Linked DNA regions of Mus musculus: all the other regions are linked to region 1. The links are chromatin loops, found by intact Hi-C in ENCODE. Cell type or tissue: gastrocnemius. All regions are shown on one strand. Each heading gives the region's core, and the rest is flanking DNA. Links, peaks and the distances in the headings are about the cores only.

What was found. Hi-C counts contacts between places; a loop is a spot of excess contacts. Peaks named below come from ENCODE experiments on the same cell type or tissue, not always from the same donor. Only the 100,000 strongest peaks of a DNase experiment are listed, where the experiment ranks them.
Region 2: a loop joins it to region 1, with 2.6 times the contacts of the local background. A loop is called at or near these places in 18 of 42 quality-filtered maps.
Region 3: a loop joins it to region 1, with 3 times the contacts of the local background. A loop is called at or near these places in 19 of 42 quality-filtered maps.

What each region holds. Positions count from the first base shown.
Region 1 is chr17:79,858,295-79,865,869 of GRCm38, reverse strand. Atl2 (atlastin GTPase 2) reads left to right here. Exons shown (of 13, transcript NM_019717.3): 3 at 694-828; 4 at 1,063-1,167; 5 at 4,391-4,441; 6 at 4,711-4,767; 7 at 5,991-6,083. Among named protein-coding and RNA genes, the nearest start is that of Atl2, 34 kb to the left of the region's middle. In gastrocnemius, for the core only: a CTCF peak has its summit at 3,642 (motif pointing left); a DNase peak (open chromatin) is centred at 3,621; H3K27ac peaks cover 645 bases.
Region 2 is chr17:80,014,708-80,022,282 of GRCm38, reverse strand. No RefSeq gene overlaps it. Among named protein-coding and RNA genes, the nearest start is that of Gm22215, 15 kb to the left of the region's middle. In gastrocnemius, for the core only: CTCF peaks have their summits at 2,883 (motif pointing left) and 4,691 (motif pointing left); DNase peaks (open chromatin) are centred at 2,955 and 4,691; H3K4me3 peaks cover 599 bases; H3K27ac peaks cover 392 bases.
Region 3 is chr17:80,001,506-80,009,080 of GRCm38, reverse strand. No RefSeq gene overlaps it. Among named protein-coding and RNA genes, the nearest start is that of Gm41625, 24 kb to the right of the region's middle. In gastrocnemius, for the core only: a CTCF peak has its summit at 4,070 (motif pointing right); DNase peaks (open chromatin) are centred at 4,065 and 6,400; H3K27ac peaks cover 1,337 bases.

The sequences.
Region 1 (7,575 bases), core at 1,255-6,254:
CCCCTCTCTCTTTCTTTCTTTCTTTTGTCGTTTTTATTTGCTTGTTTGTTTTCTAGAGAGAGAAAAGCCATGGAGTTGGATATCGGGTGGTGGAGAAGCTCTGGGAGGAAATTTGGCAGAGAAACCCTGTTCAGAATAAATATAGTGTATGAAAACATATCTTAAATAAAAGAAAAATGTTTATATCCATTTAACATTATTGCATAAGGAGTCCAGATATCTGTTTGTTTCATTAAAAACCACCCCCTACCCCTTACCCCTTAAACCAGTTTGCTTGAATCGGGTTCCAAACAAGTTCTAGGAGACAGTCCCAGCAGTGGGAGGTGTTTTTGTATACACTGTTCTAGGCGAGGGTCACTGTCCTGCCTGCTGTCTGGGACGTGGTTTTACTCTTCTATACAACAAGATATTAAAGTAGCTTCCATATTTTATCATCTTTAAACACAGAAAAGCTTGCCAGAAGAGGAGGAGTAGGCGCACATAAGCCCATTTACCTAGATGGCCAGGTTAAGTGGAGGCTGCGATCTGTGTGACAAAGGCTGATTGGAGGAGACTGCTCCTAGCACTCTGCACAGGACTGTTTGCATAATGCTAGACTGGGTGTTCTCTCTCTGGGTGTTGGCTTCTTCTCCTTTATGAGCTATGAAATGGGTGAGTTGTGTTTGTTTTACATTTCTCTTTGATTTTTAACAGGATTCTCAAAGCTGGATTGGTGGAAACAATGAACCCTTGACTGGCTTTACGTGGCGAGGTGGTTGCGAAAGAGAAACAACAGGCATACAAGTTTGGAATGAAGTGTTTGTGATTGACAGACCTAATGGAACAAAAGTAAAATTCTACTTATACTTTGCTATTTTCTCCTGTATTCTTTTCTTGAGCAATTTTCTGGTATTAAAATTTAAAAGAACACAAAACTATTAATGATTAATATGTTAAAATGTACAATGGTATGTAAATACTTTTCTTGACTTAATTACTGCTTTGAACTTTATTAATGTATGATTTTTGTAGGCATTTTTGGTGATTCTTTTACTAAGTATTTTAAATTTAACGAATTCCTAGGTGGCTGTGCTGCTAATGGATACCCAGGGTGCCTTTGATAGCCAGTCAACCATTAAAGACTGTGCGACAGTGTTTGCTCTGAGCACTATGACCAGCTCTGTGCAGGTGAGCGTGCGTGTTGTCAGTTCATAAAATCCTACCTTTGTGCAGCCACCGAGGAAGAGACTTGATGGAAGGAAAATGGATTAGACGATAGAGCTGGCTGCATTTCTTCTTACTTAGATACTAAGCTGTAAGATGATAGACTTTGCCTTAGATGTAAAGGATGAAGTTACGTCAGAGCCACCCCTGCTTTCATCGCAGAACAGCCTTTTCATTAGTTCTCTGAGGATTTCATCCCAACTCTCCCAGACCCACCCCTCTCCTACCCACCCAGCTTTGTGCTCTGAGTTTTCCTTTTTCTCAGGTAACTGTTTTCATACAGTATTCTTGATCCTGTTTTCTCGATCCCCTACTTCCTACCCACTGTGTCCTCATTTTTAAAACACCAAGTGCTGCTGGGGTGTGTGGTGCACCCGTGCACATTCAGGCAAACGTTCCTACTCCTAAGATCAAAAGTAAGAAAGTTTTAGGGGAAAGTTATTGAATAATGTTGGTAATTAAAATCAATCACATGATTGCTTAACCAAAAACAAAACAAAGATACTAAATAATTAAACAGCTACCTAGTTTTCTATTTGGTTTCTCTGATAGTTCTTGATTATTTGAACTAAAAATCCCCATAATTAATTAATGTTTTATTGAGACAGGGTTTCTCCGTGTAGCCATGGCTGCCCTGGACCTCATACTGTAGACCAGGCTGTCCTTAAGCTTAGAGATCTGTCTGCCTCTGCTGCCTGAGTGCAGGGATTAAAGGCGTGTGCTGCCACCATCACTCAGTAACAATATTTAATTTAGAAAACCCAAGCAATAGGGGTTTGTAGCACTGGCTTGGCTTGGAAAGGGTGAAGTCCTCCTGCGTTACATATGCACAGTGCTCTGGTTGTCCTTGTCCTACCACGTTCTCCTTGCCTCAGATGGAACATCTCTGTGTGATCTAGGTGAGGTCAGTTGACATCATTTTGTATTCCTTTCCTTTTTTGGGGATCATTTGTATGGATATCTCCCTGGCTCAACAATTAATGCTGGGCAGGCGGTCTCCTAGATCCTGCTGGTGATAGACAATCCATGAGAAAGGATATTGGAACATGTCCTTCAGTGGAAACTGTCTGTGTCAGTGCCAGTGGTCTGTCAGGGTTCACAAGCAGTCCTGCAGCGTGTCCTGTGACTCTGTGATGGCTTCTCATAGGTCAGAAGCACAAGCTTCCCAGTTAGCTCCCTTCCTCCTCCTCCGTCCGTCCGTCCGTCCGTCCGTCCGTCCGTCCGTCCGTCCGTCCGTGCCGCGAAGCAGCCTGGGTGTCACTGTGTGCAGAGGAGTTCTTTCTGGCCTACCTTCTGTTCCAGGCCAAGGATCCTGTCACTGCTCACTAAGAGATGCTCTTGAGGACTCGCAGAATTCTTTCTTTTTGTTGTTTTTCCTGCACAAAATAGCGTGACTATAGATCCCGAGAGGCAGCAGAGGCCATCCTGCTCTGTGTTTCACATTTTAGCTCTTCTGCTTAGCTGATGTTACAGTTTGAGGCTTGCCTCGCAGATTACAATGGAGGAGCTCCATCCTAAACTTAGCTGCTATTCTTTTGTTTATATAACTTTTTGATGCTAGGGGATTCGGTTTTGGACCACTTACACCATGCACTTTTTTATCTATAAACTGAGGATTTTACTTACTCTGTCTATCTCAAATGTAGCTGTGTATTGTGAAAGAGGACATCTAAGTGAGGTAGTGCTTATACTATTAATATATAATTAGTATATAGTTTATATAGGTCTGTTTAGTGAGGGGTGGTAATAGGGATTAATATGTGGTGTCACAGATGCCAGCAGTGTGCCACTGAGCTACAGTCCCAGCTTCAGAACGACTTTCTACAGACCTTGGAAGGGCGTTTTCCTCCTTAAGTCGTGGTTTCCAGGCATGGTAGTACTGTGCCTCAGCACTTGGGGAGTTGAGTTAGGTGGAGAGCTCCATAACAGGAGCTAGTTAGAGACTGTACAGGGTTATGGAGCAAGAGATGAAACATTTTTTTCTTTTGGGCAGGTAGACAGACTCTTAGGACTTACTGAGTCCAAGACAGTATGCTGACACCCAATGATTTAAGATACCAGGTGCCCATCTCTCTTTACCTGTGTTCTAAAGTTTAGGCCCACACAGATAAGAATAGGTTGGTTATGCTGTTGGCTTTTTATATTTTAGCTCTCTTGTTTGGGAGTAATCAGCGACTAAGCATCCTCTATTGGTGTTTGTACTCTTGACCTCTTGAGTTTATTTAGACTATCACCTGTTTGTTGTGTCTTTGGAGTCGCTGCATTTACTGAGTTCTGTCCTAGAGGTTGTGTCTGTAGGTGTCACTGTAGCACCTAATGCTCTGTCATGGAAGGACTAGACCTGACAAACCCTAAGAACAGAGAACAACCATTATTAGTTCTGCTCTGTGTTTTGGAAAGCCTCCAGAACATTCCAAAAAGGGCAATAGTGCCACCTACTGCTAGTTTACTAGTTTCCATGGCCTGGTAAACATTTCACATTTCCTAGGCTCATCAACTCAAGCAAAAAAAAAAAAAAAAAAAAAAAAAACCATGGCATGTGTGCATGTGTGCCAGTGTGTGCCAGTCATTGCAGTGCTCTGAAATCTGAGCACATGGGAGGCAGAGGCAGGAGGATTGTTAAAGTTTGAGGCCAGTCTGGACTAAGTAGGGAAATCCTTTCTAAAAATCTAGAACAAACCCAAACAACCAAAAAGTCCAGAGCCTATTGAATGAACGTATATCCTGTCCCAAGAAGAAACTTATTTTTCTAAGCATTGCTCCTCATATTCTTCAACTTCTGCAAGGAGTGAAACAAGCTTTGCTTCTCCCTGGCTTGGAGCTCACTGTGTAGTCCAGGGTGGCCTTCGAGTACATCCGACTCTTGTGCCCCTACATCCTAAGTGTTGGAATCTCAGGAGTGCATCATCACACCTGGCTTCAGCTTGGCCTTTAAAAATGACTTGGCATAGTGTGAAAGACTGAGAAACAGGGAAGGACAGTACATAACACACTTGGACCATGAGTATGTATGCTTTATGAATTTCATGTACTGCTTCTCTTTAATAAGGAAATGCTTTCCATATACTACTGGTTAATATAGTGCCTAAGGGATTAATTTGTGATGATGTCTAAAATAACCTTCCTTTCTAAAAGAGAATTACTCATTAAAGCACTAATAGAAACAAAATAAATTTGGTTTTAACAGGTATATAATTTGTCTCAGAATATTCAAGAAGATGATCTTCAACATCTACAGGTATGTCTTAGAGAATATATGCCAAAGTATTAAAACTTAATTCTTTCTCATTGTAAATTCATATTTAGATATTTGAATTTTGTATGGCTTTAAAGAAATGATTGATTGGCTAACTAGAGGACATTTCTGATATACCTAGTTTATTAGCCAGTGAAATGCCTGAGATTCAGATAAGAATAGAGACTGACTTCTACTCTGATATAGACAGTTTTATAAATGACATCTTTAAGTCTCCTTGATGGCATTATCTTAACTAACATGGTTTATAGTTATTTACAGAGTATGGAAGACTTGCAATGGAAGAGATCTACCAGAAGCCATTTCAGGTAAGCACTTTAAAAATGCACCTGTGAGAAGCTTCAAGCCACAGGACATTATAAACTCATTTGACACCAGAATCAGAACAACGCTATTGCTGTATCATCATCAGCTTACTACTGGTTGAAGCCCAACTGTCTAGGAAACACAGAAATGACTCTAGATTTGTTTGCAATATTTTAAATTGTGGAGGGTGCTTCTCTTCATCGAATGTTATTTAATTCTAGAACTTAAGACAGTAGCGAAATGAAGACGGTATCATGATAAAGTTATAAAATGTCATGCAGGCTTCCTTTTTTGTGATGTTTTACAAGTTGAAGTTGGCCCCTGCTACTCTTCGTTTCCTAGACAGGCTCAGGGTTGCAGGCTGCTGCTCATGTTGCTCTTGGCTGCAGGGACTGGGAGGGAGCAGTCAGTGTGTTTGCCTGTTGCTATGTGGAGTGCATCTAGTGACTATAATATTAGTGGGCTTACATTAATTTTGCCTCATTTTTATCTGACACAGCTGCTTTAGGCAATCAGTTTTATGAAACAGTTGGGCAGATCCTGGCTTCCTTTTGTATATATGGGTAAAATACACTGTGTTTGGTTTATGGTTTTTCTAATCTAGAATGATTATCCACTTAGGAGACATGATGTCTTGATTGTTACAGTTTTGTGGGGTGTCTAATTCTACTGGCATGTGATGCAGAGGGCAGAAATAGTTCTCCATACTGCAAAGGACAGCCATGCACAAGGAATTACCTGGTTCAAAATGCCAGTAGTGCTGAGAAGTCAAATACTGTGGGGATAAGACATTTGTAAGAATGGCCGCTTTATACCAAATCTATAACCAGTGTGGAATTAGCCATCTAAAAGTGTAGGATGGTTTAAAGTGGTGATTCCCTATATAACTTTTGTTCATTTTTGGCTTTGGGTGTTAGTACTCCAATGACTCCTTCTGTGTATGACATTCTCAAGAGGAGCTGAGCAGTTGGTGCCAGGGCTGGGCTGGGCTTTCAGTGGCATTGATCGTAACCACGGAGAGCAGACTCACTATTTGGTTACTGGAACCATTTTTATTTTTAAATTTTTGGTGCTGAGAGTTGAACCCAGGACCTCATCAAGAGTGACAGTCATATATGTTCTACCCACCAAGCTACTCATTCTAGTCTTGATTAACGTTGTTTATATAGGAGGAAGTTTTAAGTAATTTTAGGATTTTGTAACAAGTATTTTTTTCTGTATGTAGACGCTAATGTTTTTGATTCGAGATTGGAGTTATCCTTATGAGCACTCATATGGCTTGGAAGGTGGGAAGCAGTTCCTTGAGAAGAGATTACAGGTAAGCTCCATCTCCTGGAGAGGAAAGCCTGTGCCTCAGGCTGGGCACAGGGTGGGCTGCCTGGACTACCTGATGTCACCAGCGCAAGTGCGAGACTCTTGCCTAAGAAGATAGGCTTAAATAAATGTAAAAGAACAATTGTTCTTCTCTACCCATCAGTAAATATTCAAAGACCAATGTTTTTGAAAGTGACTTGTTGTTGTTATTGTGTTTGGGTGTGTACCTGTCACAGCGTATATGTGCAGGTCAGATGACAGCTTTGTGTGGTTGAGTCCCTTTGTCCGTCTTTACACCAATTCTTGCTATTGAACTGAGGTCACCAGACTTCCTTGACGGCATCTTTACATGCTGAGCCATCTTGGCCTTTTAAAAAGAACCAGATACTCTCATTCCTATGCAGTGTGCCTCACAAAGCATTCCTGGGAAATGGCCTCACAAACAGGGTCATGATTCTTTAGAGGCCTTTTCCTGCGGGAATACTTTGGTATCTCCAGATTACATCTCCACATCCAGAAGACCATGGGGAGAGAGGTCCTTCTGTAATGTGCTGGGCTCAAAGGTTTTTGTCTGTCTGTGGTATGATTCATTTTTCTCAACCACATTCAAATACTTGGGGCATAGTATGACTTTCTTATTCTTAAAACGATATTAATTCCTGGATTATTTGGAAGGCATTTTCAGACTGAGGTAATTTATCAAGTTTACTTTTTTTTCTGGTTATTTAGAAGAAATCAACAACATATTAGTCATAGCTGAACTCTGAATTCTGTACTTCAAAGACAAGGTGTCAGAGTTATTACAGAGATGCATCCAGTCACACATTTTAGTGTGCAGCGTAATGAGTTTGTAAAATGAACAGAGATATATAACTTGTGCCCAGAATCACCTACTTCCATATGCTTACTTTGCTAAAACCTCTATCATTTTTAACAGGTTTTGTTTTTGTATTTCATACAAAGTACAGAAAGGATCACAGAGATCCACCTGCCTCTCCTTCCTAATGCTGGGAGGAGAGTTTGCAGCGCCGTGCTTACTCAGAATATATTCTTTTGTGTCTTACTTGTTCACTAGTTTGTTCTTGAGATTAAACTATATTGTTGCATATAGTTTATTAGTTCACTCTTACTATGTACATATTACACTGATAAATAACTACATTGTCTTAGTGGAGATGTAGGTAGTTTAGAGGTCTTAGTTATGAACAGTGAATGTTTGTTAGAATGGCCTGTGGAAGAACACTTGGAAGAATGCATGAGTTAACCCCTGGACGCAGGCGTGGAACAGTGACACTTGAACACACCTTTAATCCCATCACCAGGAGGCACAGGCAGCTGGCTCACTCGTGAGTTGGAGGCCTGCCTGACCTACGTGGAAGGTTCCATCCAGGCGAGCTACGGCTACATAGTGAGACTGTCTGAAAAAACCTCCTAATCTAGACAGGCTAGTAATTATTCTTTTTAAAAAAATATTTTTTAAATGTTGACATGCTAGT
Region 2 (7,575 bases), core at 1,746-6,745, 160 kb before region 1:
GTGAGGTTACACAAGCTCAGGGATTCGCTTTATATAATTCAGCTGACAGGAGCCTGGGGAACGGCTGCAATGGGCTGGCCAGGTGTTGGTAATTATTTCATTTGTGAAATACTGGGGCAACTCACTGTTATTCCCTCAGCTTTTGTAAATGTATGACATTTCCACATAAAAATTAACCCTTCAAGTCCCAGCCATGCAACTTTCTTTTGTAGGAATGAATCTTCTGTTCTTTTCTTTTTTAAAAATTAATTAATTAATTAATTAATTTATTTATTTATTTATTTATTTATTTATTTATTTATTTATTTATTGCTAAAGAAATAGTTGTCTTCAGATACACCAGAAGAGGGCATCAGATCTTATTATAGATGTTTGTCACCCACCATGTGGTTGCTGGTAATTGAACTCAGGACCTCTTTGCTTTTGTTTTTTGTGTGTGGATTTCTTGAATTTGTGGTCAGTCTGGTCTTCAGAGTGAGTTCTAGGACAGCTGGAGTTACATAGAGAAACCCTGTCTTGAAAAATAAATAACAAAGTTTGGAGCTGTGACGAAAGGATGGACCATCTAGAGACTGCCATACTCAGGGATTTATCCCATAATCAGCCTCCAAACGCTGACACCATTGCATACACTAGCAAGATTTTGCTGAAAGGACCCTGATATAGCTGTCTCTTGTGAGACTATGCCAAGGCCTAGCAAACACAGAAGTGGATGCTCACAGTCAGCTATTGGATGGATCACAGGGCCCCCAATGGAGGAGCTAGAGAAAGTACCCACGGAGCTAAAGGGATCTGCAACCCTATAGGTGGAACAATATGAACTAACCAGTACCCCGGAGCTCTTGTCTCTAGCTGCATATGTATCAAAAGATGGCCTAGTCGGCCATCAGTGGAAAGAGAGGCCCATTGGTTGTGCAAACTTTATATGCCTCAGTACAGGGGAACGCCAGGGCCAAGAAGTGGGAGTGGGTGGGTAGGGGAGTTGGGGGGGTATGGGGGACTTTTGGGATAGCATTGAGCTGGTGAGATGGCTCAGCGGTTAAGAGCACCAACTGCTCTTCCAAAGGTCCTGAGTTCAAATCCCAACAACCACTTGGAGGCTCACAACTATCCGTAACAAAATCTGGAGGCTCACAACTATCCGTAACAAAATCTGATGCCCTCTTCTGGAGTGTCTGAAGACAGCTACAGTGTACTTACATATAAATAAATAAATAAATAAATAAATAAATAAATAAATAAATAAAATTTAAAATGTGTGTTTAAATAAATAAATAAATAAATTTAAAAATGTGTGTTTAATCTCACACACACACATACACACACACACACACACACACACACACACACACTTCTTTCTCTGTTGTAGGGTATCCACCAGAGGTAAGCTCAGACACAGATTTAAGCTAATAGAAAGTCTTCATTAGCAGGCCAGCAACTACATTAAGTGTTTGGGATCCCAATGTAACAAAGAGCCTTCCTCATGGTGAGCTTTTTTCTTTAGTTGTGAAGATTTATTTATTTATGTATATAATGTTTTGCCCGTGTGTATGCCTCCTTGCCAGAAGAGGGCACCAGATCTCACTATAGATGGTTGTGAGCCACCACGTGGTTGTGGGACTTGAACTCAGGACCTGTGCAAGAGCAGCCAGTGCTCTTAACATCTTTCCAGCACTCAGGTTGAGCTTTTAAGCACACACAAAAACAAACAACAAACAAACAAACAAACCATGTTCTGGGTTGAGATACTTCAGTTAACAAGGACAGTTAGTTAGAAGTGGAATTATAGAAGCCAAAGAGCAAGGTTAGTGCACGTAGACTTTCCCACAACTATGGACTTTATTTAAAAAAATGTTTTTGTTTTGTTTTTGGAGACAGGGTTTCTCTGTGTAGTCCTGGCTATCTTAGAACTCACTCTGTAGACCAGGCTGGCCTGGAACTCAGAGATCTGCTTGCCTCTGCCTCCAAAGTGTGGGGAATAAAGGTGTGTGCCACCATGGCTAGGAACTATGGAGTTTGGTGGATTAGGTCTGTTTTAGTTCTGGCAGGTGGTGCTCTGTACCTGCTGAGTTTTACAGCACGAATGGTCCTAACATCATGTGGTCAGCTGTGTTAAGGTCTCAGGGTCTATTGAGGTTGAGGGTCCTGTTGCATCCCTGCCCTGTTTGAGACAGAGTTTCCTATGTACCCCAGGCTGCCACTGGTCTGGAATTTGGAGTGCTGGTGTTCTGCCTAAACCTTAGTTCTGGAATTACAGGTTACAGGCATGTGATAGGACTTCCACCTCATTTTCTTAAACAGCAATCTCTGTTGCTACTCGTGTTCTGGATATTCAGTGCCGTTGTCGCCTACAGCTTTCCCTGTGTGTTTCTAAGTTTCATTTTAAAAAGGAAGGAAGGAAGGAAGGAAGGAAGGAAGGAAGGAAGGAAGGAAGGAAGGAAGGAAGGAAGGAAAAAGACAGAAACAAGCAAACAAGCAAACAAACAAACAAACAAACAAGACTTATTTTATGTGTCTGAATGTTTTGTCTAATGTGTCCGTGCAAATGGTGTGTGTCTGTTGCCTGCAGGCATCAGGAAGGAGCACCCTCTGGGACGGGAAGCATCTGTAGATGGTTGTGAGTCACCATATATGTGCTGGGAATTGAACCTGGGTTCTCTGCAATAGCAGCAAGTGCTATGAACCTCTGAGCCACCTCCCCAGTCTCCTCTAAATTTTTAAATTGATCTGGGAGTGTCAAATGGATTTTTTTTTCTTTTAACCTTTTCTTTCTCTCATTAGACGATTATCTTCCGAGTCTGCCTTTACCCCGTTGGTGTGCCTCCTGCAGTGAAAGCAGGAGACCCTTTCCCTGGTTCTCTGCTGGTGGCTGTGTGGCGCCACCTGTTGTCTGCGAGCACCGGAGCCCGAGCGTGCGCAGTCTCACAGTGGCAGTTTAGGATAGTTGACAGGCCAGTGCCCTTGGCGTCACTCGTACTGCAGGATCCCGGGTGCTCCAGCAGGCCCCTGCAACGCTCAGCTCAGGTGCTCTAGGGACCAAACTCCTGGGGGCCTTTCAGTTACAAGCCCAAGTTCATGACCCGGGGACGTGCTTTCCGCCCCGGGGCTCAGGGCGCGGGGCAGAACTGGGCAGGGCTGCAAGGTCCAGTGTGGTGCAGGGCAGCTGGAGGCAGCCCCTGAGCCAAGCCAGCTACGTTGTCCAGGGCAAACTCAGCTGAGAAGGGCGTGCGTGCCTTTTGCCTATGGGATTCCCTTAACATCCCTAAGAACTTGAAATCAATGTGTTAATGCATATAGTCCTCTAGGTATTTTTTTCTTTGCATTCTTGCCTTTACAGTAGTATGCGACAGGTGTGACAACCAAGGAACTCAGTCTTCAAATAAGCAACGCGATTAGAGTGGGGGTGGGCTTTGTTTTCATCCTGAAGCTGGCAGATAAACCCTGCTCCGGGACGCTGGAGGGGATGACACAAGGTTGTGGTAGGGTGTTGTGTTTATAGGTACTCCAGGCGGGGCAGTCCCACCGGAGGCTAGGTCATCCCTTTCCTGCTACAACATACCAAGAAGATTAGAAAGGCTGGAAGAACACGTGCAGGGTGTGGATGCAGGGTGAATCCACAGAACTTCAATAGCTACCTGAAGGGAAGGTCTCTCTGGGCATATATACATATTATACATATTATATACATTATATACATATTACACACTGGCTATTCTGTATTGCTTTACAGTTGAGCAGACTCTGCTGGGGACTCAAGCTTGCAGGCCAAAGGTCACATGCTACACAGTAGCTCCTGTCACTCGAGGCTGGTTCTGGATGCCCCACCAAGGGCAAGATAAGATCCTTCACTGGGATCTGTCTGGAGAAGGTCAGATAAGGACCAAGCCCTTGGAGGCTTTTCTGATCAATGTCTAGATGGGTATACTGTGTGAATAGCGTGTCACAGAGCTTAACGGCATGTCTGGCTGTGAAGAGTCATGTCGAGGAAAAACTATTGGCAAATTTGCATCTGAGCAGGAATCTTCCTAAGGGAGAACAACTAAGCACACAGGCTCTACAGTATAAGTGCTGTAGTCTCTTGGGTTTGGTGAGGTAACTGCTTTGACAGGACCCAAAGGTTAGGGGTCACACCCTAGCCTTATTTATCCAAATAAATCCCATTCCTTCTGACTTCCGAGATGTATTAGTGATTTTCCTCATTGATATGATAAAAGACCCAGCCTATGGAAGGAAAGGTTTATTTAGAACTGTGTAGAGGCAGCTCAAGGCGGCTGGTCACATGGCAGTCACAGTCCAGAAACTGAGACAAATACTGACGCTCTACTCTGGCTCCTCCCACCTCAGTCAAACCTCAACACAGAGATGCCCAGGGCTTTGTCTAAACCCCAAGCCATCTCATGATGCTAAACCTTGCTTCAGGATCTAGATTTAGCTTTGTGTAGGAAATAGCTTTCCGTTTTAATCCGGTTTCAGTGTGAACCAAAAGAAAAGCTGGTTCAGAAAGATAATGCGGCGCTGTGTATGCATGTTTTATTTTTATTTTTATGTTTTGATAAGACCAGAGGCAGGAGCTTCCCGTAGAGAGAGAGGGAGAATGCAAATCACATTGGCTCAAATCTTAGTGCCCTTGACCATCCATCCTAGCTGCTTAACTAGAGTGAATTAAGGGAACCTCGAGCGTCCCCTAGTGGCCAATGTATGCCATGACTCTAGTAGAGTCATGGCTAGAAAGAAGTGTCGCCGCTCGGTCAATCAGCACAGCTTGGAAGAAGCACTCTAAAACACAGGGCCGGAAACCAAGACTATCAGAAGGCAACAGGGAGTTTACTTTAGAAGAAATAAAATGTCCAAGGACAACCACCTTTTTAAGTACATACGGACGATGGATACGCAGATGCTTTGTGTGAGATTCAGAACCAAAATTGGGCTGAGGGAATGAATTCCTGGAAAGCAGGTGTTTGGAGATTAACACTTGCTCCCTGGCCAGGCCGTGATGGCGCACACCTTTAATCCCAGCATTTGGGAGGCAGAGTCAGGAGGATCTCTGAGTTCGAGACCAGCTTGGTTTATAAAGGGAGGCCAGCCGGTGAAACCCTGTCTCGAAAACCAAACCAAACCAATACCAACGAAACCAAAACAAACAGTAGCAGCCCCAGCAGCAGCCGCAGCAGCAGCAACACCACCACCACCACCACCTTGATCCAAAACTTCACTCTCTGGAAATAAAGACCGTGTGAAAATGTCATGGGAGAATTCCAGGCAGACCCCTTTTGCTCTGCAGTCCCCAGCCCCAGGCTTTTAAGGGAGAGCCCTGGTTTCAGTACTCTGCTGCCAGTGGTGGGGTCTCTGATGAGATACATTCTGCATAGACTCCAGTGTGCTCATACTCACTGCACATCCTTTAAAAAGTCTGTTGCTTCTAGAAATATTTGAAAATATTAGGATAATTTGAAATATTTTGTCAAATCATATTCTGATTCGTGGCTTAAAAGACAACTGTAGGATTGGAGAGATGGCTCAGCGGTTAAGAGCACTGACTGCTCTTCAAGAGTTCAAATCCCAGCAACCACATGGTGGGTCACAACCATCCGTATTGAGATCTGACTCCCTCTTCTGGAGTGTCTGAAGACAGCTACAGTGTACTTACATATAATAAATAAATAATTAAAGAAAATGACAACTGTAGGACTGGAGAGATGACTCAGCATTTAAGAGCACTGACTGGGGGCTGGTGAGATGGCTCAGTGGGTAAGAGCACCCGACTGTTCTTCCGAAGGTCCAGAGTTCAAATCCCAGCAACCACATGGTGGCTCACAACCATCTGTAACAAGATCTGACTCCCTCTTCTGGAGTGTCTGAAGACAGCTACAGTGTACTTACATATAATAAATAAATAAATCTTAAAAAAAAAAAAAAAAGAGCACTGACTGCTCTTCCAGAGGTCCTGAGTTCAATTCCCAGCAACCACATGGTGGCTCACAACCATCTGTAGTGAGATCCAGTGCCCTCTTCTGGTGTGTCTCAAGACAGCTACAATGTAGTCACATATATAAAATAAATAAATACAAAAAAAAACCCAAATAAACAATTTACAATGAAAATACTTTTTAAAAAGATTTATTAAAGAAGACAACTGTAGATCCATATTTATCAGACGAACAAGATTAAACAATTTAAGAAAGATTTATAGCTAGGCATTGTGGTACATACCTTTAATCCTAGCACTTGGGAGGTAGAGCCAGGAGGATCTCTGTGAGTTCAAGGTCAGTCTGGTCTACAGAGTGAGTTCCAGGACAGTCAGAGATAGGAAGAGAAACCCCGTCTCAAATAAAGATCTCTCTCTCTCTCTCTCTCTCTCTCTCTCTCTCTCTCTCTCTCTCTCCTTCCCTCCCTCCCTCCCTCCCTCCCTCCCTCTTTCCTTCTTCCTCTCCCTCTTGTAGTTAGTGTGTGTGTGTGTGTGTGTGTGTGTGTGTGTGTGTGTGTGTGTGTGTGAGAGAGAGAGAGAGAGAGAGAGAGAGAGAGAGAGAGATTGAGGTCATGTCCATGGAACCCCGAATAGGGTGTTGATTTTCCTTGATTCACCCAGTGTAGATGCTGGGATCCAGATTCTATAGAAGCAGTAAAATCTCTCAACTGCTGAGCCATCTCTCCAGCCCCAAGATTAAGTCTTCTTTTTAGAGTACTTGTGGAAGTGGTGGGAAAATGGGAGCTAGAACCACGGATCTGGCCTCTCTGGCTATCATTTGAACAGAGTTTGTGAATCTTGCCTCCAGTGACCTCGGTTTCTCACCGCCCTGAGACTCTTGGTTTAGTTTTGGGAGCCCCATGAATCCTTCCGCTAAACAAGTCTCTGTATTGATGACTCCCTTCCCAAAGTGGTTTGCCCTCAGTACAGCTTGGGCTGAGCCGTTGTGTCCTTTGGAGATGAGTGTTCCTTCTGGCAAGGACTAGCTTTGGAATAACGGACTGCCCTAACGTTACGGATGCACTGCAGAAAGCCTGTGGTTGCCTTAGAGGCTCTAAGTCCTCAAGGGCAGGAAACAGGGACTCATTATTCCAAGTTTCCAGGCAGCTAATAAGATTTTTCACCCTGTGGGCATTTGATAAATATTGGATGCTGGCTCCTCTTCTCCGTGTCTGCCAGGTCCCATCATCCCAGGAGTTTGTTTCATTTTGTGGCTCCTTCTCTAAGCTCAGCTTCAGGGGTCCTTTTGAACTTAATGAGCAGATCTGAATTTTTAGGTACCACGGTGATAGTGCTGTAGAAATAAAGAGCAGGAAGGTCGGGCAGAGAAAGGGTGGGTCCGAAATGTCTGCGGGCTGGAGACAGCGTCCTAGCACCGCTGATACTTTTTAAGCCCACAGGGCTATCCTTGTCCACCCTTCCTGCTTTGGTCCCCTCCTCTGATAATATAAATGCTTTCTACTCCTTGTACACACATGCTCTTTGGGTCTGAAGAGGACTGTAAGCTACTACTTACTCCACACATGGTGCTAGGGACACACCATCTCCCTGCCATTATCTATGTGAGGACAGAAAAACGTTCACCCTGGTTTTACTGATAAACGTTCCCC
Region 3 (7,575 bases), core at 1,746-6,745, 140 kb before region 1:
TCTCAGCCATTGAAACTCCAGTGTGTGTAACACTAACACCTGGCAAAGCGCCAACTTCCTAAATGCCTGCTGACAGTCATTTGCAAAGCATAGGAAGTGTTCTGTTGACTGTTAGAGTGAGGAGCTGGGAGACATAGGGCCTAGGTTTCTATTTTCAGCTCAGATACCAACGGAATAATAAACAACCACAGGGGGTTCCTTCCCTGAGGTCTTGAGACCAGGAATGAGGAAACATATAGAAACAAAGACGTTTCAAGTGCCCGACATTAATCCGCAGTCTTTCTGGAGAGCAGGGCTGTGATTTCTGGGTTTAGGGTTTTCACTAAGGTGAGAGGTGACAGGGCCTCCATTTCTTCATCTGTGAAATGCAGAGGTTGGCCTGGATGATCTCAAATGTCACTGGCCACTGGAGGATCAGGGACTTCAATCCTGACCTCTCTCCCAGGGTTTTGGCTTGTTCTTCCAGTTCTTCAGAGATCTGATTCTATTCTTCAGCCGGCAGCCTCAGTTTGGGCAGCCATTCTCTTTGATGTGTCTGAGGAGCTTGGGGAAAAAAACAGCAGGTCACAGAACATAGAACAGACAAAATCCGAGGCCACCTGTGGCAGAACCTTGGCAACCTTCCAGAGAAGAGGTGAGCATTTCAAAATCACATCTGTTATCAGGGAAAATTTACAATGTTTCAACTAAGCCCCATTGTGGGTTTTTACCTGCGAAAAGAGAAACAAAACCCAAACCATTCTTTTGAAGAAGACACTAGCTGACCTTCCATGCAGCATAGCATAGAGAAGAGGCTGCTCCAAGCTCCTGTCACTGTTGCTATTATTGTGTAAATATTGATCTTTATTATTTTAAAATTTGATCTTTATTATGTTTGAATTTAAAAAAAAAAGAAATAAAAGGAGAACATGACTGGAAATATAAGCTAGAAATAAAAGGAAATAAACAGCCAAAGGTAGAGACATCTGGCAAACTCCAGAGTGAACAGGCCATGCGAGGATAGGGGGAGGGGAAAAGGAGCAAGACGGGTGGCCTGCGGTAAGAGTCTGGCCAAGAGACTGGTGTAGCCAAAATGGCTGAGTTATATAGGTGCCAAAGGAACTATCCAGAGGGAAGCCGGGAGTTCGGGATAGAGGGACAGGTATGCTAGGCAGGAGGATACTATAACTATAACAGGTCGGGACCAAGGGATGCTGGGAGAACCTGGGGGCCAGCATCAGCTTTGAAGTGTGTTAATAAGTATGGTAGCTACTTGTGTGGGGTTTGAGCCTTAACAGTTTGTGTGTGTGTCTGTGTGTGTCTGTGTGTCTGTGTGTCTGTGTGAATGAATGCTGTGTGTCTGTGTGTGTGTGTGTGTGTGTGTGTGTGTGTGTGTGTGTGTGTCTGTGTGAGTGAATGCTGTGTGTTTGTTGCTCTGCCTCTCAGACCAGGCATGTATTAAAGGAGTCTGACAGCTTCATAGTAGTGTCTCCTTTAATACCTTTCTTTTAGTCCTAGGCAGAGACAAGCTGCTCTCTGAGTCGGAGGCCAGTCTATAGCACAAGCTCCAGGCCAGCCAGGGCTACATGGAGAAACCCTGTCATAAAAAACCCCAAAACCAAACCAAACCAAACCAAACCAAACCAAACCAAGCCAAGCATAAGTAATTTGGCAAATCGATGGTGTACAGTATCTCCTAGAGATACTGATCTTTCTTCCTTTGTACAAGAAAGACCATGTTTCATGTTCTAGGAGTATATTTCTGTTTAGGCCTCTCACAGGACTGGTCACATCTCGCGTGTGTGTTTGGTTTCAGACCCTGGGACAAGGGACTGAGGTGCATATTTTTGCACATCACAGCAGACCTGGCCTCCCAGCATCCCTCACTCGATGCCTGGCATACCCTGCCCCTAACCCTGAACTTTCCAGCGCAGGGGCTAGGCCGCCCTTCCCCAAGATGTTCTTCTCTATATAATCCAGAGACTTGGTTTCCTCCATTCTCTCTCTCTCTCTCCTCTCTCCTCTCTCTCTCCCCTCTCTCTTTGCCTGCTCGCTCTTTCTTTTTCTCTTTTCCTACCTCCCCTCCCTTCCCATAGCAACTTCCCTGACCTTCGGGCCAGTGAACTCACCCACCCTAGAGCAGCCTCCAAGTACAACTGCCTTTAAAATGTAATCCAGGCTGGCTAGAATGGGCTCACTTCACCAGCAGGGAAGCACTCTATCACCATCCATCAGCTTTTCCCTTAATTTTCTTCTTCAAAGGCTTTTCCTGTTCATACTGTATTTCTCTAGGGACAGGGAGTCGTCCCTGGCTGACCTCATGGAAAGAGACAGCTTTGAGGAGTGGAGGTGGACACGCTGGACCTTACTGAAAGCAAGAAGAGGAAGCATTTCTGAGAAGATGGGTCAGTGGTTTGTGTGCCAGACGCCAGGCCAGGTGTTTAGAGGATGAAACAGAGATGGGCATGGTCACAAAGACCAACAGTACAAAGGCAAGGTCACTCTCATGACCACAGCAGAGAAGAGCAGGCACTTTACATGTAAATAACAATCTGCGGACTCCTCTAAAATGCTTCTTTTGCCCCCTCCCCCCCCTTCTATCTATTAACCTTTGGTTCCTCTCCACCATTATCTGATGGCACTTTCCAGTTCAGGCCAACGCACAGAACCGCAGTCCCCGTAAAACACAGAACAATAAAAACAATAGCTCTCCGGTCAACTGTTAGCAGGAAAGCCCTGGAGACTGGGAGGGTCACATGGGTCAGGCAACTGTTGCTGATGGGAATGGAATGATCAATTTATCCTATAAAAAGAGGTTCGGCCTGTCCAGGAAGCAGGTTAAATGCTGTGCTATAACCCCAGGCCAGAGTCTAGTTGTTGGGACAGGAGAAAGATAATGACCCAGGGCCCTAGTCAGCCAGGATCCTGGAAAGGACACACACAGTTTCCTGTCAGCACTCTTATATCCAACGCTGGTCTTTAGGAAGTCTTGGTGCTTCTTGGAACTTCTGTTTCTTTATCTGAGGCATTGCCTGGTTTATGCCTCTTCTATCCAGCTCACAGGGCTATCCTAATCATAAAGTGTATTAATATTTGTAAATAAATTCCAATCTGAACACTTGTAGTGCTTAGAGGCTGTCTCTCATTTCAGGGGAACTCATTTCTTGGTTCACTAGGAGGGGGAAAAAAGCACAATTGGCAAGTGTTCAACACCCCATTAACCCAGAGAAGTGACTCATTGATTTCCTTGTGTGACCGTTCAAGGACTCTGCACATCCTTCGGTGGACCCTAAACACAGCCCCTCTTTATCTAAATTTAGCCCAATCATTTCAAGTCTTACAAAGAAGCAAGTTCTTCTTTAGACAGAGGAAGACAGCTAACCTTGGATGAGTTGACTATGTCATGCTGGAATCCAGCTTGACATTTGAACTTGAATCTGTCTGACTCCCAGGGCACCATCAGTTTTCATGCGATGCTATTGTTTAAGGTCCAAGAGTGGCCAGTGCCCAATACATGGGTATCTGCTCCTTTCCTACACTTCTGTCTCTTCTCCATCTCTCCTCCAGCAACATTAAGGATGACCTGACATCCAACAATTTACAGAAAATATATATGTGTGTATGTGTATATATACATATATAATATATTATACATATACACACACATATATAAATAATACATATAAAATATATTTTATACTATATATATATATATATTTGCAGGCTCTCATGGAGCTTTGAAGCCACCCAACGTCTTTAAAGCCATCAGTCCAGGTGGTCACTTCAGACAGAAACCTAGTTGGGGCTCAGCTTGAGCACAGGGCAGGGGTGTGGGGTGCAGGTGGGCGAGGGAGCAGCTTCACTTTAACCCTCTTTCTCAGTGTGGGGTTCTCTTCTCCATGTGGCCAATGAAGAAAGGTCAGCCTCGAATCGGGTCCTTTGTTCTAGTGCAGGTGGCCGAGTCTTCTTCGTGGGCATTTTGTAGCAGTGAAGGTGACCCTCGAGCTAGGCTGGGAAGTCTGGCTCTTGGATCTAAGCAAACACAACCATCACATGTCCAGGACAGTGCTGTTCTGCTGGCAGGCCTCCAGAAGGGGGCGTTGCTGTCCTATCTGACAGAGGACAGGAGAGCCGGAGGTTTCAAAACAAGCACGACCTAGCAATTTCCATAATATAATTTAACCAGGAGTAAGCCTTTGACGACGAATTTTTTTTTTTTTTTGGGTGGGTGAGGGTGGGGGAAAGGAGAATAAAAAATTTCTAGAGTTGTTGAAATGAGCACCTCAGTAGGTGAGGCAATTAGATCATTATGCAAAAAAAGTCATTTGCATTTTTAACAGCCATAGTTAGAATGCAAAAAAAAAAAAAAAAAGGCATATAGCTAACAGTCAAAAAGGAAACAAAGCCGTCAATGTGCCAAAAAATGAAGCATATTAAGAGAAACTAAAGACTGAGAAGGAAAAAGGTACAAACAAAACTAGGCAGAGGTTACAGGCAGTTACAACACAGATCTAAAGGGTTTCCAAGCACGCAGGAGCGCAATCGTACTGACAATCAGGGAAGCTAAAGGAAAGTGAGCGACCACCACAAACCCCAAAGATTGGTGCAAACCACAAGGTTGGTCAAGGAACTGGGAAGATGCAGAGGGGTGGAAACACCAGGAGCTTGAGGGGCGGCTCTCCAGGCTCAGCTGTGGAAATACCTTCTGCTCCAGAGACTCTCTCAAATGTCAACAGGACAGTGAGAAGAGTGTACCGGACAAGTGTTTGAAAGAAGAAAAGAAGCCGTCAAGGGGAGCAAAACCAGCTGAGCCACGGGATATCAGAAAGCTGGGAAAACAGCAAACCAAAACAAACTTTTCATGTAGATGGGAAGTGAAAACACACAAAACAAAACAAAACAAAACAAAACAAAACAAAACAAAACAAAACAAAACAAAGACTGTAAGAGGGCCATTGATAGGAACTTAAAAGAGATTTGGGTTTTTTTTTGTGTGTGTGTATGAGTGTTTCGACTGCATGTATGTATGTGTACCGTGTGCATGCAGTCTCCAAGGAGGCCAGAAGATGGGGTCAGACCGTGTGGAGCTAAACAAAAGACTATTGTGAGCTGTCATGTGGGTGCTGGGAATTGAACCTGGATCCTCTGAAAGAGCAGCCAGTGCTCTTAACTGCTGAGTTATCTCTCCAGCCCTCACTCTGAATTTTAAGATTTATTTATTTATTTATTTATTTATTTATTTATTATATGTAAGTACACTGTAGCTGTCTTCAGATGCACCAGAAGAGGGCATCAGATCTCATTACAGATGGTTGTGAGCCACCATGTGGTTGCTGGGATTTGAACTTCAGACCTTCGGAAGAGCAGTCGGGTGCTCTTACCCACTGAGCCATCTCACCAGCCCCACTCTGAATTTTAAAGAGGAAAGAGAAAGAGGCAATTACTTAAGTTTTTGGCTACAGGAACCGAGTTGGTAAGTATTTTTTCATATGACTTGTTTTGGTCACATCAGCAACTGGAGATAGATTATTATTTTGTAACTCAAGAATTAAAGCTACATACCCCACCCCACCCCACCCCCAGTATCTGTGACTGAATCTAAGACCTCAGACATCTAGGTATGTGCTCTGTTACTTAGCAACATCCTCAGCAGCAGCACTTTACTAAGTTGCCCAGACCAGTATTGGACATTGCTTTATATTATTTATTTATAATTTGTCTGTGTGTATGTGTGTGTGTGCACACATGCATGTGTGTATATGTGTACATGTATGTGTGCTCGTGTGTTTGCTTGTGTGTGTATGTGTGTGTGTACCACAGCTCACATGTGAACATCAGAGGACAATCTATAGGTGATTTTTTTTCCCCTTCCACCTCGTAGGCTTTGGGGATTGAACTCAGATCTTTAGGCTTGACAACAAAATCATTTACCCCCTGGGTCATCTTGTTGGCCCAACTAGCCACATATTTTAAAAAAAAATACAACCCAAGAGGGGGTATTTATTTAGAACTTTTGATCCTCTTTCCTTAGCCAAGATTTCAGACCTGCCCCACCAGGTCTGACTGAAGTCATTTGTAATGATTTCCTTCCATCAGTTGTGACACTTGTTAATGGGGCTGGACATTTGGTGGCACTGCCTGCCTTGAGTGTATCTGGCATTTGGAAGTACAGAGGAGAGGGGAGGGGGAGGAAATGAGACAGGGGGTGGAGGGGAAGGAGTGAGGACAACACCCCACCCCCACCCCAGCTATGCTTGCCTGCTTGAACCCGTCACATTGGCCCTGTCTCCTCACACATCATTAGGATGTCTGATGACCAGCTGCCAATGCATGTGTGTGTCCTGGAATTCTTATTACATGTCTGGAGTTTGGCTCCAACCAGTGAGGACATTTTAGACAGCAGGTGCAGCCTTGCCCATGGGACCCATGCAAGGAAGCCTCTCTCTAGATCTCCACTTTGGACAACCTCCCAGCTCTTTCTCCCTGCCAGAGCCTTGTCCCCAGTTGCCTTCCAGAGCTGAGGCCAGGGGACAAACACAGTTCAGTATTCGTCCCCTCCCTCCCCTAGGACAGTAATCACTGATGTTGTCACCAATCCTTTCGTCACTGACTCCTCCCTCCAATCAAGCCAGTCATAAAGTAATAAGCAGACCCAGGAAGGTAGAGCCCTGAGCCAAGGCTGCAGAAAGCAAAAGCAGGTTTGATGATAAGGCTTTCAATAAAAGCAAGTGTTGTCAGGTATGGTGGGATTACGCCTGTGAGCCTAGGGCTAGTGTGAGGTAGGCTGATGGTCGAGGTATTACCTACTGACATTGTGAACTTAGAGAACAGGGAGGTGGCCTGGCTCTTCCTGTTAAGGACCTTATAGCTCAGAGCTGGAAACAGACAGTGAACCAGCAATTGAGAATAGGACTCACATAATAGCCACATGTGATAGAGGCCTACTGGGACACCTAATAGAAACCCTAATCTGGAAGCCTGAGAAGGCTTCCTGGGGGAGGGGGCATCTTAACTGAGATGCAAAGTTCAAAGTGCTTTGTGCAGGGGTCATGGAGGAGTGGAGGTAACTGGCTAGGTATGGTGGTATACCTATAATCTTAGTACCTGGGAGGCCGAGGCAGGAGGACCACCAGAAGTTCAAGACAAGTTTGGACCACATAGTGAACTCTGGGTCATCCTAGTCTTTCAAATGAGATCAACTTAATGCCACCCTCCCTCCCAAACGAGAAGATAATATTCCAGGCAGGAATCAGCAAGAGCAAAGGCTCAATGATCAAGAATAAGGGTAGAAAGAAATAGATAGACTAAGAATGTGGTGGTTTGAATATGCTTGGCCCAGAGAGTGGCACTATTAGAAGGTATGGCCCTGTTGAAGTAGGTGTGGCCTAGTTGGAGTAGGTCTATCACTGTAGGATGGGCTTTAAGACCCTTATCCTAGCTGCCTGGAAGTCAGTATTCAGCTAGCAGTCTTCAGATGAAGATGTAGAACTCTCAGCTCCGCCTGCACCTTGCCTGCCTGGATGCTGCCATGCTCCTCTGCCTTGATGATAATGGACCGACCCTCTGAACCTGTAAGCCAGCCCCAATGAAATGTTG